Linked DNA regions of Homo sapiens: region 1 is linked to region 2. A link is a loop called in an ENCODE intact Hi-C map of the cell type or tissue named here. Cell type or tissue: mammary epithelial cell. All regions are shown on one strand. Each heading gives the region's core, and the rest is flanking DNA. Links, peaks and the distances in the headings are about the cores only.

Region 1 (8,406 bases), core at 159-8,158, 250 kb after region 2:
TCCCTCTGCAACCTCCAAGGGCTGTGGGGCCAGTGGGGCCCCTTCTCCCAGGCACTGATCCCTATGCCACATGCCCAGCCATGGTGGTGTCCTTCTGGCCTTCAGAAAGTTCAGGAAGGAGAAGTGGTGCCCAGCCCTTCTCTGCACTGGGAACCCTGCCACCCTCCTTGACCCATGGAATGACATGTTCCTGGGAGGCCTCAGGGGTCTCCTGGGTGCCGGCTGTGGGATGCAGGGGGCTCGCTGGACTTCCCCATACTCTAGTTTCCCTGTCTGTTACAAAACAAACCCAAACAAAAGAAGGGATAAAGGAGAGGTTTGACTGTTCATCTCTTAGGCTTCGTGTGAGGTGGAGAGGAGTGATGGGGCATGGCTCAGTTTGAGCTCCCTGACAGCTAGGTGGTTTTCTGTTATCCTTATAGCAGGAATGGGGCTTCCAAACTCTCAGATGTCAGGTGTGTGTACCCATACGTTCTCTTGCACAAAAACACATGAGGAATGTGGAGGTAAAGAAAACCAAGCAGTCTCTTGATGCAGGACTTCTCAGAGCCTTTAGAAGCATGTATAGTGTGCAGATGCTCATATTCACTTACAAAGGCAGATGGAACTGCCTCTGCTCAGAGCATCTCTGGTGCCATCTGGGGCTTGGGTTTGAGGGCCTTTGCATGGGACAGGTGGGGAGCCACAGAAATGAAGAACAGGGCAATGCCTAGAACTCTGAAGGGAGTTGCGGATCTGTCCTGCAGCTGCCCACCGTGGGGTTTTGAGGGTGCATGGGAAGGAAGGCCTGATGTGACACAGCATTCCTGGGCCTAGTCAAGACAGGATTCCTGTCAGGGCGGGTCCCATGCTGTTGACCCTGGCTGGGGGTGCTAGAGGCTGAGGGCAGTCAGGCCTGTTGGGTGGGCATGGGCCTGGTTGTCGGGGACCCTGAGTTTGGCCCCAGCTCAGCTGCCTCTGTGACTGCAGGTGGCACACAGGCCTTCTGAACCTCGGACTCTGCCCTGCACGAAGGGCCCCAGCCAGGTTCTGTGGGGCTGTGGGGAGTGCCGCACCTGTGAAGCCAGCCTTGGCCTCCATCTCATCTGAAGACATATGGGGGTGAAATGGCCAATGCTGGAAGCCCTGTGAGGGTAAATGAGACAGTGCCCTGGGGCACTTAGAGCAGTCCCCACACAGCACTCAAAAAGCAGCAGCTGTTATAGTCTTGATTGTGAAAAGCCATGTTTCCTGAAAGACATGTCAAAGCAGCCGGCTGTGTGGCCCTGCACCTGCGTTCCCAGGGTCGACTCACCTATACTGACACCCAGAGCCACCCCAAGAGCTGCAGCTGGAGGCAGCAAACGTGGAGGTGGCTGAGTGGATGGAGATCCTCAGAGTAGTTGACATGTACTGATGGCCTCCTGTGTGCGTTCTCACATTGGTTCCATTCATTTCATCATGACCCTTTCAGGTGCATGTGAGTGTCCCCACTTTACACATGAGAAAACTGAGGTTCAGGGCAGTGAGGCTCATTTACTCCCTGCCCTTTCTGACAGCTCAGGCCATGGTCTGACCATCTGCATAGCTGTCTGCTTGCAAATGCATCCATCTGGTGACTTGAGAACATTCTGGAACTGCAAGCCTAGGGCACCGCTGGAGGCTACCCCTTTTCTGAAGGGAAGGCCTGCAGGTCTGACCTGTGACTCCCTGAGTGTCTGTTGTTTCTGCAGAGGCAAGGATGAGTGTGGGGGCCAGAACACGGCTTGGTGGGTTGTGAGTTGGGGTCCTTGCGAGCGGTCATCTGAAGCAAGTGTGCTCAGTTCTGGGAAGGGGACCCTCTGTCCTTGCAGCTGGTGCTGACATCAGCATGGACCTCAGCATGCAGTCCTCACCACACCCAGCTGCAGGGCTGCAGGGACAGCAGGGTGTGGCCATCAGAGCCCCCACTGGGAGGGAGGTCGTGGTTGACCCAGAGTGCTGGGACTGGGCTCCCAGGAGAGGCTGGGAGGGCCGGGCTCCTGCAGGGAGGCATTTGTGCCATGTGGGTGTGGGTTGATGGAATCATGCAGTGCTCATGGTGGGGCTGTCCTGTCCCAGTGGCCCTGCCGTGCCACCCTGTGAGAAGGGCAGGGACCTGAGTTGACTTGTGGCCTCCAAAACTACAGCCTCCACCAAGGGCACCAGGGGGCCACAGGGTAACATAATATCATTAATTACAATGCTAGAAATAATAATGATGAGAGGAAGGTGTTTATAGTACTACGAGGCACCAGGCACCTCCTTAACACTGTATGACTTTCTTCCCTTTTCTCTTTAACAAAATTTATTTTAATTGACAAATACATATTGAACACATATGGTGTATAGCATGAAGTTTTGCAAGTATGTCTGTCTGCACTGTGGAATGGCTAAATCAAGCCAATGAACATCTACACTACCATACATCCTTATTGATGAAGAGAATGTAGCAGGATGAGCTGCAGACAAAACTCTTGAGACACTGGATTAAAGAAGGAAGAGGTTTTTATTTGGCCGGTAGCATTGGCAGACTCATGTCTTAAGAGCCAAGCTCCCCCAAAAAGAAATTCCTAGCCCTTTTAAGGGCTTACAACTCTAAGGGGTCCACGTGAAAGGGTCATGATAGATCAAGTAAGCATGAGGAATGTGACTGGAGGCTACATATATCAGCTAACAGAACAAAAAGTTTTACAGTGCTTTCTCATACAATGTCTGGAATTTACAGATAGTACCAGTAGTTTTTATCGGTAATAAGAAAAAGGATGGCTTAATAGTGCCAATAACACAACTGTCTGCCCATTCATTAGGTAACTGAATGTAGGCTCTCTGCCCACATATCCAGTATAGTCCAGCGAGAGCCATCCAGTCCTGATGAGATCCTGGACAAGCCCCCATTATATCAGGAGCTGGATCAGTGGGCACCAACTCTCAGGCTTCCCAAGGCCATCGGTCTCTGATAGTGGTTCCCCCGCATATATAACAAGAAGTAACATTAAGGGAATGAGCTACATTTTCTGCTAATTGGAGAAACAAATTTTTTATCTTTTTCAGAAGTTCTGGTGCTGGCAGATTTAACTCCTCATAAAAGGTTTGAAACACTGGTTTGGGAGAGTGCTTGTGGACCTCCCCTTGAACTAAAATGGCAACTTGGGGGTTTAACCCTGTCCCTTTGATCCCCAGGGTTACACATTCTCCCTTTTTCCAATGGGGATCTAGGGGATTGGTAATTATTAGTTCTAGTGGGTTACAGTGACTGGCAGCACAGGAGGGGTTGGCTTCCCCTTTCTGAAGATGAACCAAGTCCTTTTTGTTCTTTTTCCAAGTAGCCTAAATAACACATGGCCAAAAGGCACAATTTTCACAAACCCCTGACTCATGACAAACATATTTATTTTCTACTCTGTAGCTCCTTTCCCAGTTAAGAGAACCACATCCTGTTCCTAGCTTGTTACTATTAATGGCTGCACAAGCGTCAAATCTTAAAGTTACTTGTTTGGGGATTCCTTTTTCTTCTGTTCTAGTTATTATTTCACTTGTATCACCTAGGAAAAGGCCAGTTCTTAATCTTATTTCAAAACTGGTGGTTGTAGGGGGCTCAGATGGGTTATAACACACATCAGGTCAGTCATTTCCTGGGCTACATACCTTGTACTGAGTGGCATTATACAAACAAGTCTCTTTTAACGTTCCCATACATTGATAATAACTATAGAACAGAAAGATTGTTTTCATTTGCTGTCCTACCTCACTGACCTGATGAATACACTGGGAATAGTCCCCAGTTTGAGTAAGAACAGTTGAAGCCCTTACTGTAAGTCCAAAATTTAAGAAAAATGAAGCCCACAATGAGCTTCCTCATGCTTCGGCTGTGCGTGGACCAGTCAGCTTCTGGGTGTGACTGGAGCAGGGCTTGTCATCTTCTTCAGGGTCACTCTGCAGGGGTTGTCCAGACTTGGTCTTGCCTCCCAGGATTCAGGCGCTGCAGGTTTTACACGGTTGTGATGGATCCAGGCTAGGATTCTCTCTACGTTCACAGCAGTGGGAGTGATCAGGACGACAGTCTGGGGTCCTTTCCACCATGGGCACAAAGAGGCTACGTTCCAGTCCTTGATCCACACTCGAACACCTGGGGAGAAAAGGTGAACTGGGGAGAATAAGCTAACAGGGTCTCTCATTTACCCAGGCTGAGATTGTTTGTGTAATTTTTCCTAAAGCCTGTAGCTGTCGCTGTAACTCAATTTCACCTAACTCTCAGGAAGTGCCTGGAAGTCCCTGCAATATGGGAAGGGTCCCATGATATAATATTTCCTAAGGGGAATATCCTGTTCTTTTAGAAGGGGTACATCTAATTTTAAATAATACTATAGAGAGCATGTATCCATTTTAATCCTGTTTCCTGACATACTTTCCCTAAACTATTTTTGATAGTCTGATTCATCTGCTCTGCCTTTCTGGAACTCTGAGGCCGGTAGGCGGCATGCAGTTTCCAAATGATCCCCAATACCTTTGCTATCTTCTGTACCAAGTCAGCCACAAACGTTAGCCCATTATCTGAGCTGATCCGTAAGGGCAGTCCAAATCTAGGAATAAGATCTCGAAGAAGCACACAGGTTACTTCACGAGCTTTCTCAGTTAGTGTTGGATAAGCCTCCACCCACCCACAGTAGGTACACAAAAGAACTAGTAAATACTTGTTACCTCCACACTTTGGCATCTCTGTGAAGTCCACCTGGAGATCTTCAAAGGAGGCTGCTCTATAAGCTTGTATGCCGGGGGGGAACAGCTAGACCTTGCCTCACATTATGCTGTCGGCAGGTAACACACTGCTGCGTCACTGTTTTGGCAAGGGTTGACAAATATGAGATGTAGAAATACCGGCCTAACAACTTTTCAAGTGACTCCTGACCTAGATGGGTGGTTTCATGCAAAACCAGTACAATTGCGGCTCCTAGCAGCTGTGGCAGAGCTATTCTCCCGAATAAGTAGCTACAAGATCAAGTGCTTGAGGGAGCAGGGGGTCTGTGACTGATGCCTGGAAGGGGGCAGATGCTGCTTTTCGAGCCTCTGAGTCAGCGCAGGAATTCCCCAAACCCACCAAGATGGAAGCTCGCTGGTGTCCTCTGCAATGCATAACTGCCACCTTGTGGGGTTTCCATGCTGCTTCTAATAATTGCAAAATTTCTTGTTGATATTTTATGTCCTTTCCCCCAGAGTTCAATAGGCCCTTTTCTTTATATAACGCTCCATGCACTTGAAGGGTTAAAAAGGCATACCGAGAGTCAGTGTAAATGTTTACAGTCTTACCTTCACTGAGTTCTAGGGCCCAAATTAAAGCAATGAGTTCAGCTCTCTAGGCTGAAGTGCCCTGGGGCAATGATCTGTCTTCAATAACAGTGTCCAGGGTTACCATAGCATACCCTGCACATCTCTCTCCTTGTGGGTTGATGAAGCTGCTCCCATCCACGTATAGTTCCCAGTCTACTGATGCCCAAGGCCGGTCTCAGAGGTCAGATCTGCTAGAGTAGACTGAGTCCAACACTTCTACACAGTCATGCTTGACAGGGCTCTCTGATACTGGGATCAAGGTAGCAGGGTTCAGGGTGTTACAAACTTTAATGGTTATACAGGGATTTTCACAGAGCAAACTTTGGTACTTGGTGAGTCTAACATTCGTTAGCCAATGATGTCCTTTAGTATTCATTAATGTCACCACAGCATGGGGAGCCTTTATGTTCAGGTTTTGCCCAAGAGTCAGCTTATCTGCTTCTTGTACTAGCAGGGCAGTTGCTGCCAAGGCCCTCAAACATGGGGGCCATTCTTTAGAAACCCCATGTAGTTGTTTAGAGAGGTAGGCCACCGGCCTCGGCCAGGGCCCCACAGTTTGGGTTAAAACTCCAACTGCCATCTTTTCTCTCTCTGACACATACAATGTAAAAGGCTTTGTCAGATCGGGTAGCCCCAGGGCTGGGGCTGACATAAGTTTTTCCTTTAACTTATGAAAGGCTTGTTGTTGTCGGGATTCCCATTCAAAAAGTTCCTGTTCCCCCCACTTTGTGACCTCATACAAAGGCTTGGCTAATACTGCAAAGTTTGGGATCCACAGTCTGCAAAACCCCACAGCTCCTAAGAATTCTCTCACCTGCCTTCTGGTCTTAGGCTCTGGTAGATTGCAAATGACCTGCTTTCTTTCTGATCCCAGGCTGCGCTCCCCCTGTCAGATAGTAAATCCCAAGTAACGTACCTGCTGTCGGCAGATCTGAGCTTTTTTCTTGGACACTTTATACCCACAGTCCTCCAGGTGCCAGAGTAGGGCATCTGTTCCCTTGGCCCACCCGACTGCCGTGGGGTGTCCCAGCAGAAAGTCATCAATGTACTGGAGCAACATGCAGCCTAGGTCTCTGGTGGGAAACTTCTGGAGGTCTCCTCCCCCAAGATGGTGGGGGAGTTCTTGAACCCTCGGGGAAGCTGGGTCCAAGTGTACTGAGTAGTAACACCTGACTCTGGATCTTCCCACTGAAAGGCAAACAGTTTCTGGCTCTCAGGGGCTAATCTGATGCTAAAGAAAGGTCCAAGCAGGTGAGCCAGCTGTCCTCAGCTGGCAGCAACCCCAACAATGTGTACGGGTTAGGTACTGTTAGATGTAAAGTCACTGTAGCTTGATTAACCAAGTGCAAATCCTGTACCGGCCTTTAGTCCTTGGTCCCAGGCTTGGGAACAGGCAGGAGGGGAGTGTTCCATGGAGATTGACAAGGAGCCATAATTCCAAAGGTTCTTAGGCGCTTGATGGACCTGGATACCTTCAAGAGCTTCTCTGGGGACCGGGTACTGTTTTTGCCTAACTGGCTGGGCCCCAGGCTTAACTTCTATAAGTACGGGGGCTTGGTTGACTGCCAACCCTGGAGGGTTGTCTTCTGCCCACACTCTTGGCCACCACTTGGCCTGGCTCATTAAGAAAAGTCTCCATTCCTCCTCTCGGGGGACCGTAAGGGTCATAATAACTCCCGTTCTGGGTAACTTTAGCAGCAAAGAGCCATGCTCTGTAAAAGAGACAGTGGCTCTCAGCTTGCTAAGCAAGTCCCTTCCCAACAAGGGCAAGGGACAGTCAGGCATGTACAAAAACTGATGAATCACTTTATGTCCTCCTGCAGTACAAGTCCGGGGCAAGCAGAAAGCTTGCTTTGCTGAAACCCCCATGGCTCCAATTATGTTGAGTCTTTTTGGATAAGGGGGCGACCGGGGTGGTTACTACAGAATGTTCAGCACCGGTATCTAAAAGAAAATCAATGTCTTTACCCCCAACTTTCATCCTGACCACAGGCTTTTTGGGGGCCCTTGAGCCCAGTCCCCCTCATTCCAGTAACCCTTCTGCCAGGTTGAGCAGGGCCCCATCCTCCTTGTCTGGGGCCTGCTGCTCTGAGTCACCTTGTTTTCCTTTTAGCTGAGGGCATTTGTTCTTCCAATGTCCTATTTCTTTACAATAAGCACACTGGTTACACTGCAAGCTCTGATAGCCAGGCTGAGTTTCTTTTTTTTTTTTTTAATTACTGAAAATAACTTTTTATTTTATTTTATTATTATTATACTTTAAGTTTTAGGGTACATGTGCACAATGTGCAGGTTTGTTACATATGTATACATGTGGCATGTTGGTGTGCTGCACCCATTAACTCATCATTTAGCATTAGGCATATCTCCTAATACTATCCCTCCCCCCTCCCCCCACCCCACAACAGTCCCCGGAGTGTGATGTTCCCCTTCCTGTGTCCATGTGTTCTCATTGTTCAATTCCCACCTATGAGTGAGAACATGAGATGTTTGTTTTTTTTGTCCTTGTGATAGTTTGCTGAGAATGATGGTTTCCAGTTTCATCCATGTCCCTACAAAGGACATGAGCTCATCATTTTTTATGGCTGCATAGTATTCCATGGTGTATATGTGCCACATTTTCTTAATCCAGTCTATCATTGTTGGACATTTGGGTTGGTTCCAAGTCTTTGCTATTGTGAATAGTGCCGCAATAAACATACGTGTGCATGTGTCTTTATAGCAGCATGATTTATAATCCTTTGGGTATATACCTAGTAATGGCATGGCTGGGTCAAATGGTATTTCTAGTTCTAGATCCCTGAGGAATCGCCACACTGATATCCACAATGGTTGAACTAGTTTACAGTCCCACCAACAGTGTAAAAGTGTTCCTATTTCTCCACATCCTCTCCAGCACCTATTGTTTCCTGACTTTTTAATGATTGCCATTCTAACTGGTGTGAGATGGTATCTCATTGTGGATTTGATTTGCATTTCTCTGATGGCCAGTGATGATGAGCGTTTTTTCCACGTGTTTTTTGGCTGCATAAATGTCTTCTTTTGAGAAGTGTCTGTTCATATCCTTTGCCCACTTTTTGA
Region 2 (8,406 bases), core at 214-8,213:
AAGATTAACAAAGAAGAAAAGAGAGAAGAATCAAATAGACGCAATAAAAAGTGATAAAGGGGATATTACTACTGATCCCACAGAAATACAAACTATCATCAGAGAATACTATAAACACCTCTATGCAAATAAACTAGAAAATCTAGAAGAAATGGATAAATTCCTGGATACATACACCATCCCAAGACTAAACCAGGAAGAAGTTGAATCTCTGAGTAGACCAATAACAGGCTGTGAAATTGAGGCACTAATTAATAGCCTACCAACCAAAAAAAGTCCAGGAACAGATGGATTCAAGGCTGAATTCTAACAGAGGGACAAAGAGGAGCTGCTACCCTTCCTTTTGAAACTATTCCAATCAATAGAAAAAGAGGGAATCCTCCGTAACTCATTTTATGAGGCCAGCATCATCCTGATACCAAAGCCTGGCAGAGACACAACAAAAAACAGAGAATTTTAGACCAATATCCCTGATGAATGTAGATGTGAAAATCATCAATAAAATACTGGCAAACCAAATCCAGCAGCACATCAAAAAGCTTATCCTCCATGATAAAGTCAGCTTCATACCTGGAATGCAAGGCTGGTTCAACATATGCAAATCAATAAACATAATCCATCACATAAATAGAACCAATGACAAAAACCACGTGATTATCTCAATAGGTGCAGAAAAGGCCTTCAACAAAATTCAACAGTGCTTCATGCCAAAAACTCTCAGTAAACTAGGTATTGATGGAGCGTATCTCAAAATAATAAGAGCTATTTTTGACAAACCCACAGCCAATATCATACTGAGTGGGCAAAAACTGGAAGCATTCCCTTTGAAAACTGGCACAAGACAGGGATGCCCTCTCTCACCACTCCTATTCAACATAGTGTTGGAAGTTCTGGCCAGGGCAATCAGGCAAGAGAAAGAAATAAAGGGTATTCAGTGAGGAAAAGAGGAAGTCAAATTGTCCCTGTTTGCAGATGACATGATGGTATATTTAGAAAACCCCATTGTCTCAGCCCAAAATCTCCTTAAGCTCATAAGCAACTTCAGCAAAGTCTCAGGATACAAAATCAATGTGCAAAAATCACAAGCATTCCTATACACCAATAAACAGACAAACAGAGAGCCAAATCATGAGTGAAGTCCCATTGACAGTTACTACAAAGAGAATAAAAAACCTAGGAATCCAACTTATAAGGGATATGAAGGACCTCTTCAAGGAGAACTACAAACCACTGCTCAAAGAAATAAAAGAGGACAAATGGAAGAACTTTCCATGCTCATGGATAGAAATAATCAATATAATGAAAATGGCTATACTGCCCAAGGTAATTTATAGATTCAATGCCATCCCCATCAAGCTACCAATGACTTTCTTCACAGAATTGGAAAAAACTAAAGTTCATATGGAACCAAAAAAGAGCCTGCATAGCCAAGAGAATACTAAGCAAAAAGAACAAAGCTGGAGGCATCACACTACCTGACTTCAAACTATACTACAGGGCTACAGTAACCAAAACAGCATGGTACTGGTACCAAAACAGAGATATAGATCAATGGAACAGAACAGAGGCCTCAGAAATAACACCACACATCTACAGCCATATGATCTTTGACAAACCTGACAAAAACAAGAAATGGGGAAAAGATTCTCTATTTAATAAATGGTGCTGGGAAAACTGGCTAGCCATATGTAGAAAGCTGAAACTGGGTCCCTTCCTTACACCTTATACAAAAAATTAATTCAAGATGGATTAAAGACTTAAATGTTAGACCTAAAACCATAAAAACCCTAGAAGAAAACCTAGGCAATACCATTCAGGACATAGGCATGGGCAAGGACTTCATGACTAAAACACCAAAAGCAATGACAACAAAAGCCAAAATTGACAAATGGGATCTAATTAAACTAAAGAGCTTCTGCACAGCAAAAGAAACTATTATCAGAGTGAACAGGCAACCTACAAAATGGGAGAAAATTTTTGTAATCTACCCATCTGACATATGGCTAATATCCAGAATCTACAAATAACTTAAACAAATTTACAAGAATAAAAACAAACTTATCAAAAAGTGGGCAAAGGATATGAACAGACACTTCTCAAAAGAAGACATTTATGCAACCAACAGACACATGAAAAAATGCTCATCATCACTGGTCATCAGAGAAATGCAAATCAAAACCACAATGAGATAACATCTCACACCTGTTAGAATGGCGATCATTAAAAAGTCAGGAAACAACAGATGCTGGAGAGGATGTGGAGAACTAGGAACACTTACACTGTTGGTAGGAGTGTAAGCTAGTTCAACCATTGTGGAAGACAGTGTGGCAATTCCTCAAGGATCTAGAACTAGAAATACCATTTGACTCAGCGATCCCATTACTGGGTATATACCCAAAGGATTATAAATCATGCTACTATAAAGACACATGCACACTTATGTTTATTGAGGCACTATTCACAATAGCAAAGACTTGGATCTAACCCAAATGTCCATCAATGATAGACTGGATTAAGAAAATGTGGCACATGTACACCATGGAATACTACGCAGCCATAAAAAATGATGAGTTCATGTCCTTTGCAGGCACATGGATGAAGCTGGAAACCATCATTCTGAGCAAACTATTGCAAGCACAGAAAACCAAACACCGCATGTTCTCACTCATAGGTGGGAAGTGAACAATGAGAACACTTGGATACAGGGTGGGGAACATCACACACTGGGACCTGTTGTGGGGAAGGGGGCAGGGAGAGGGATAGCATTAGGAGAAATACCTAATATAAATGACAAGTTAATGGGTGCAGCAAACCAACATGACACATGTATACCTATGTAACAAACCTGCACGTTGTGCACATGTACCCTAGAACTTAACGTATTAAAAAAACTTGCTATATCATAGTTTTATGTATTTTTGAGGTACATGTGATATTTTGATACATATGTACAATGTGTAATGATCAGATCAGGGTAACTAGGATATACATCACCTCAAACATTTAAGGACAGTTTTTGAAGAGAGAGTATGTCACAGTACGAGTTAGGAAGCACCTGTGCCATGGTCGTGTCCCCTTTCTCATAAGTAATTATTCACAGCTTCTTTCCTTCTATTCTGTTTACTCTAGTAACTGGGGTACTTCTTAGTGTGAGTACAAAGGGAGGTGGAGGTCAGGACCAACATGTACATACAGGTATGTCCTCAGTGTCTGCGTCTCAGGTAGCACTTTTCCAAAATGACATTCAAATAATTGTGAGGTTAAAATTCTATAATTTTTTTTTTGTTTCTTGGATTTTAAATCCTACATTTGGCCTACTATGAAGTTCATGACCATAAATGGAACTTGTATGTCCTAGAGATTAGCAAGTTAGTGGTTTCTTTAAGTCAAAAAAATAACCAGTATTTTTTTAGATTGCTAATAAACTTTAAAAAAAGATTAAAAAAGAAACATTTTTAAATTTTTGAATTAATTTCTAAATTTACCTTTTAATCAGTGAATTCTCACTTGATTGAGCTGTGGGCCAGGGAGTGTCATCTCTGATATCCACTCTGTGGAGGTTGTTGACATGAGCTTTGTATCCCTCTTTGTAACTTTTTGCAAGTTTTCCATGGTACTGGAGAAGAATGTGTGTGCTGCACCTGCTGGGTGAATAAAATGTCCCTTATATGCTGCTTGTGAAGTGTCATATTAATTAGGATAAGGCTGAAGTGCCCAAATAAAGAGGCCCAATGCAGGTCTGAAGCCCATGCATGCGATTGCTCCCCACGGCACTGACTCACGGCAGCAGGGCTGGGTGGGTGCCGCTCCACGTGGCCGGCCAGCCTAAGACCCAGGCCGTGGGCTCGGCCACCTTCACCATGCGGTGTCCCGGGCAGTCCTCTGAGCATCTCTGCTCCAGGAGGGTGGGAGCGTGTCTTCCTCACTGTTTTTCCTCCAAACAGTGCCCCCCTCACAGGAAGCATTCAGTAAGTATTTGTTAAGAACACTAATCAATGAATGAAGAAAAGATGGCCCCTTAGTCATCATAGCGTCAACATTTAATAAATGTTTTTTTAAGTTAAAAATTTTTTTCAATTAGCAGGACATTGTATGCCTCAAAATTTAAAAGATACAAAATAACGTCATCACCATCGTCATCACCATGATTTTGGTAGATTTCTCAGCCTGCCAGTTCCCTTTCCTGGAGGCATCTGCTGTTAACAGCTTATTTGTGTTCTCCAGATATACTTCATAAATGCACAAGCATACGTGCATATGTGCAGACTGGTTTCCAAAATGTTTTCCTATCACAATAAAATGTTTCAACTTCAACCTTGTTTATACAATTTCTGAATCCACGTGGAGAATGTATTTGGTGTCATTTGTTGAGAGGACATTAGGCGGCAGTATAGTATCACAAGGAGGAGGCTGGGGCTGTCTACACATTTTTTTTTTGGCCTGGCACCATGGCTCACGCCTGTAATCCCAGAAGTTTGGGAGGTCAAGGAGGAGGTTCACATGAGCCTAGGATTTCAAGACCGGCTGGGCAACATAGCAAGACCTCTAGCTACTGGAGAGGCTGAGGCTGGAGAAGCTGCAATGAGCTGTGATTGCACCACTGCACTCCAAAGGAAGAGAGAGGTGTTGTGTGGCTATTACATATCTTGCCATATATTTCCAAGTTTTTCTATTACAAATGATGACTCAATGCCTTGAGTCATAAGTCATAATGCTTTGAGCCTGAGGCAGGAGGGTGCTGGAGTGTTTATACACTGGGTCCTGTCAGTTATTGTTGAGTGCTATTCCCTCTGCATATCTGACCTGCTGCACACTCAAGTTCTTGAAAGAGCCTTCGGGCCCAGAGATGAGATACAGGCAGTTGGAGCTGACTGGAGTTGGTGCTGGAAAGCTAGGGTCTGAGGGCCACTGGGGGAGGGTCACTGACACCCTAACTCATGGAATCTTAGAGTTTTGGAGCAGAAAGGGAGCTCAGAGCATACTAGTCTACTCCCTCCCTTCTCTCATGGAGCTGGGATGTGTTTCCCTGAGCACTGCATTCCCATCGTGAAGAGGAGGCTCAGACAGGAAAACATTTTGCAGCTCGCATTTTCCTCACAAGTTCTGTCAAAAGTGAGAGACTGTGCCTTGACATAGTGCATTTTTAAGGTAAGTTTGGAAGCCTCTCACTTATGAATTAAATACAGAAAAGTCATTATTATATATATATATATTTTTTTTTTTTCTTTTTTCTTTTTTTTTCTTTTCCCTCAGAGATCGGGTCTTGCTCTGTTGCCCAGGTTGGAGTGTAATGGTGCCATCATGGCTGAATGCCTTGAACATATCTTGTCTTCTCACCTTTTCAGGCAAGCCCACACTCATCTCAAAGAAAATGCATTGAAGGTCACGTTAAACAGGGTCTTTCTGCTCTTACTACTTCTCCGTGTCATTTGTCTTTTTTCCACACACATTCCTTTTCCTCCTCTGCATTCCTGCGGTTGTTCTCATTTCACCAGTTGGCACAGAGCACCCCATCCTGTCCTTATCTGTGGGGAGCCCTCCAGCCACTCCTGCTGGAATGGGCACATTCTACAAAGGCCTGGGTCTGGGCCTCAGGTCCCTTTGCTTCCCTGTGCTTGGCACAGTGACTGGCAAATCCAGATCTCATTCAGTGTTGGATAAACAAACTTGCCTGCCAATATTTTAGACCTCCTAGGTGTTACAAATATGCAATGGCCCCAGGAATCAAGCATCTGTCTGCTGAGCAGTTAAGCAACAAGACTATCTATAATCATAGACTGTGTGGGGCAGACAGCAATTGCTCCAGAGTTTAATAACTACAGTTATTAACTGGGCCTGGCCCTCTCCCTCTGGAGAGTCCGTCTTCTTCCTAGGCTCCTACACTCCCCTACACAGCCACAGTCCCCTCATCAAAACCAGAAATTTAGCACTGACACAACACAGCCATCCAATCGATGCATCCAAAGTTTCACTGACTGTACCAGTCCTGTCTTTCAGAGCAAAAACAAAACAGAACCAAAAATTTCTTTCCTTTTCCCCCATCCTTTCTGCCCCAGGACTGCCTTCTGGATCCCACGCTGCATTTAGTTGTCTACAACGTGGAAGAGTTCCTCGGGTTTTCTGTATATGTCACGGCCTTGCCATTTTTGAAGAGTACGAGCCAGTTACTTTGTAGAATTCCTCTCAGTTTGAGTCTGTTTGATGTTTATTCATGATTAAATTCAGATTATACATTTTCGGTGGTAATGCCACAGAAGTAATGCATCTTGTCAGGAGGCCTGTGATGTCAATATGTCTCCTTGTTGGTGATGTTAACTTTGATCACTTAGTTAAGACAGTGTCTGCCAGGTTTCTTGACTTTGGTAACTGCACTATTTAAATCAATTCCTGAGATAATTATTATTATCTTCATTTTACAGATGAGAAGACTGAGGCACAAAAGACTTGCCAGGGCTGGACACGGTGTCTCATGCCTGTAATTCCAGCACTTTGGGAGGCCGAGGCAAGCAGATCGCCTGAGCTCAGGAGTTTGATACTAGTCTGGACAACACGGTGAAACCCTTTCTCTACCAAAAATATAAAAAATTAGCTAGGTGTGGTGGTGCTACGTGGGAGGCTGAGGTCCCTGCTACTTGGGAGGCTGAGGTGGGAGGATTGCTTAAGCCTTGGAAGTCGAGGCTGCAGTGAGCCGAGATCGCACAACTATACTTTAGCCTGGGTGACAAAGTGAGACCGTCTCAAAAAAAAAAAAAAAAAAAAAAAAAGACTTGCTGAAAGTCATACTCACAAGCCAGGATCCTAACCCAGTGGGCCTGGTTCCAGGCAAGTACTCCTAGTGACCGCATAGGAGGGAGAGTGCTGTGGCTGGGCCTGGAGGAGGTTGGCTTTGAAAGAGGGTTAACAGTGGGTAGGCAGAAATGTCAATGCGGAGCTGCTAAGCCTGGAGTTCCTCTGTCATGTCTGCTTGGGCATGGTGTACCCTGGACCCTGGCATTCCCACAGGGGTGACTTCTGCTGAGGATGGGTGTGAGATGTGGCTGGTGCTGACCTGGGCCTGGCCCTCTCCCTCTGGAGAGCCAGGGCTGGGTTGGCTTGAGGTTACTACAGCTCCGAGGTCCCATTTTGTGTCAAAGTTCCTTGTAACTTTTGAAAGGTCATGATGTGCCCCCAATTTTGAGCTTTGCCACACCTTAGATCATGAACAAAAAGGGATGATCTGTATTTCGGAATGTCATGTAATAAGAGCTGACCCTTGAGCCTCCGACTGGAGTCCCCTGCTCTTCCTGCACTGCTGACCCCACAGTTTGCCCAGACAGGGGCTGCCCTTGGCTGTGCCCTCCTCTTCCTGGCTTCACACAACTCTGCTCCTGCTTTCTGCTCAGTCACATTTCCTCTGCTTCACATAAACACTTCTGGATTCACACTGCCTTGGTTTGGATGTGGAGCCTGAGGCAGGAGGGAGCTGGGGTATTTATACACGGGGTCCTGTCAGTCATTGTTGAGTGTGAATCCCTCTGCATGTCTGACCTGCTGCATTTGCAGGTTCTGGCACAGAGATGAGATGCTGGTGGTTGGAGCTGATTGAAGTTGGTGCTGGAAAACTAGGGTCCGAAGGCCGTAGGGCAAAGAGTCACTGACATCCTAGCTCATGGAATCTTAAAGTTTTGGAGCAGAAAGGGAGCTCAGAGCTATTCTATCCTACTCCCTCCCTTCTCCCATCGGCCAGGATGTGCTTTGCTGAGCACTGCATTCCCATCATGAAGAGGAGGCTCAGACAGGAGAACATCCCGCAGCCCCCATTTTCCCTCCAAATCTGTCAAGAGGGAGAGACCCTGACATAAGTGCATTTTATTAGGTAAGTTTGGAAGCCTCTTGTTTATGAATTAAATGCAGAAAAGTTATTATTATAATTGATAGATCTTTTTGTTTGTTTGTTTTGTTTGTTTTGAGATAGGGTTTTCTCTGTCACCCAGGCTGGAGTATAGTGGTGGAATCACAGCTCACTGCAACCTTGAACTCCTGGGCTCAAGGAATCCTCTCACCTCAGCCTCCCAAGTATTAATAGATAGGACCACAGGCACATGCCACTATGCCTGGCTAATTTTTTTCATTTTTTGTAGATAGGGGTCTTGCTATGTTGCCCAGGCTGCTCTTGAACTCCTGGACTCAAGCAATCCTCCTGCCTCAGTCTCCCAAAGTGATTATAGGTGTGAGCTGCCATGCCCGGCCAATATATCTTAACTATTTACTCATACTCCATTATGACCCCAAATAATATGTTTTAAAAAATACTTCAAATTCAGGAAGAAGGTGACTCTCCTCATATGTAATAAATATCAGCATGTACACACACACACACACACACACACACTAACATGTGAATAACACGGCTCTTTCAGTAGGATA

The links. A loop is a pair of places that touch in the nucleus more often than their neighbours do. Peaks named below come from ENCODE experiments on the same cell type or tissue, not always from the same donor. Only the 100,000 strongest peaks of a DNase experiment are listed, where the experiment ranks them.
Region 1: a loop joins it to region 2, with 6 times the contacts of the local background. A loop is called at or near these places in 2 of 110 quality-filtered maps.

The regions. Positions count from the first base shown.
Region 1 is chr20:24,927,067-24,935,472 of GRCh38, reverse strand. It overlaps LINC02967 (long intergenic non-protein coding RNA 2967), which reads right to left. Exons shown (of 3, transcript XR_001754563.2): 2 at 4,699-4,834; 3 at 2,488-4,126. Among named protein-coding and RNA genes, the nearest start is that of LINC02967, 13 kb to the right of the region's middle. In mammary epithelial cell, for the core only: CTCF peaks have their summits at 4,246 and 5,123 (motif pointing left); a DNase peak (open chromatin) is centred at 4,862; H3K4me3 peaks cover 508 bases; H3K27ac peaks cover 1,433 bases.
Region 2 is chr20:25,175,333-25,183,738 of GRCh38, reverse strand. No RefSeq gene overlaps it. Among named protein-coding and RNA genes, the nearest start is that of ENTPD6, 16 kb to the left of the region's middle. In mammary epithelial cell, for the core only: a CTCF peak has its summit at 4,392; a DNase peak (open chromatin) is centred at 4,628; H3K27ac peaks cover 256 bases.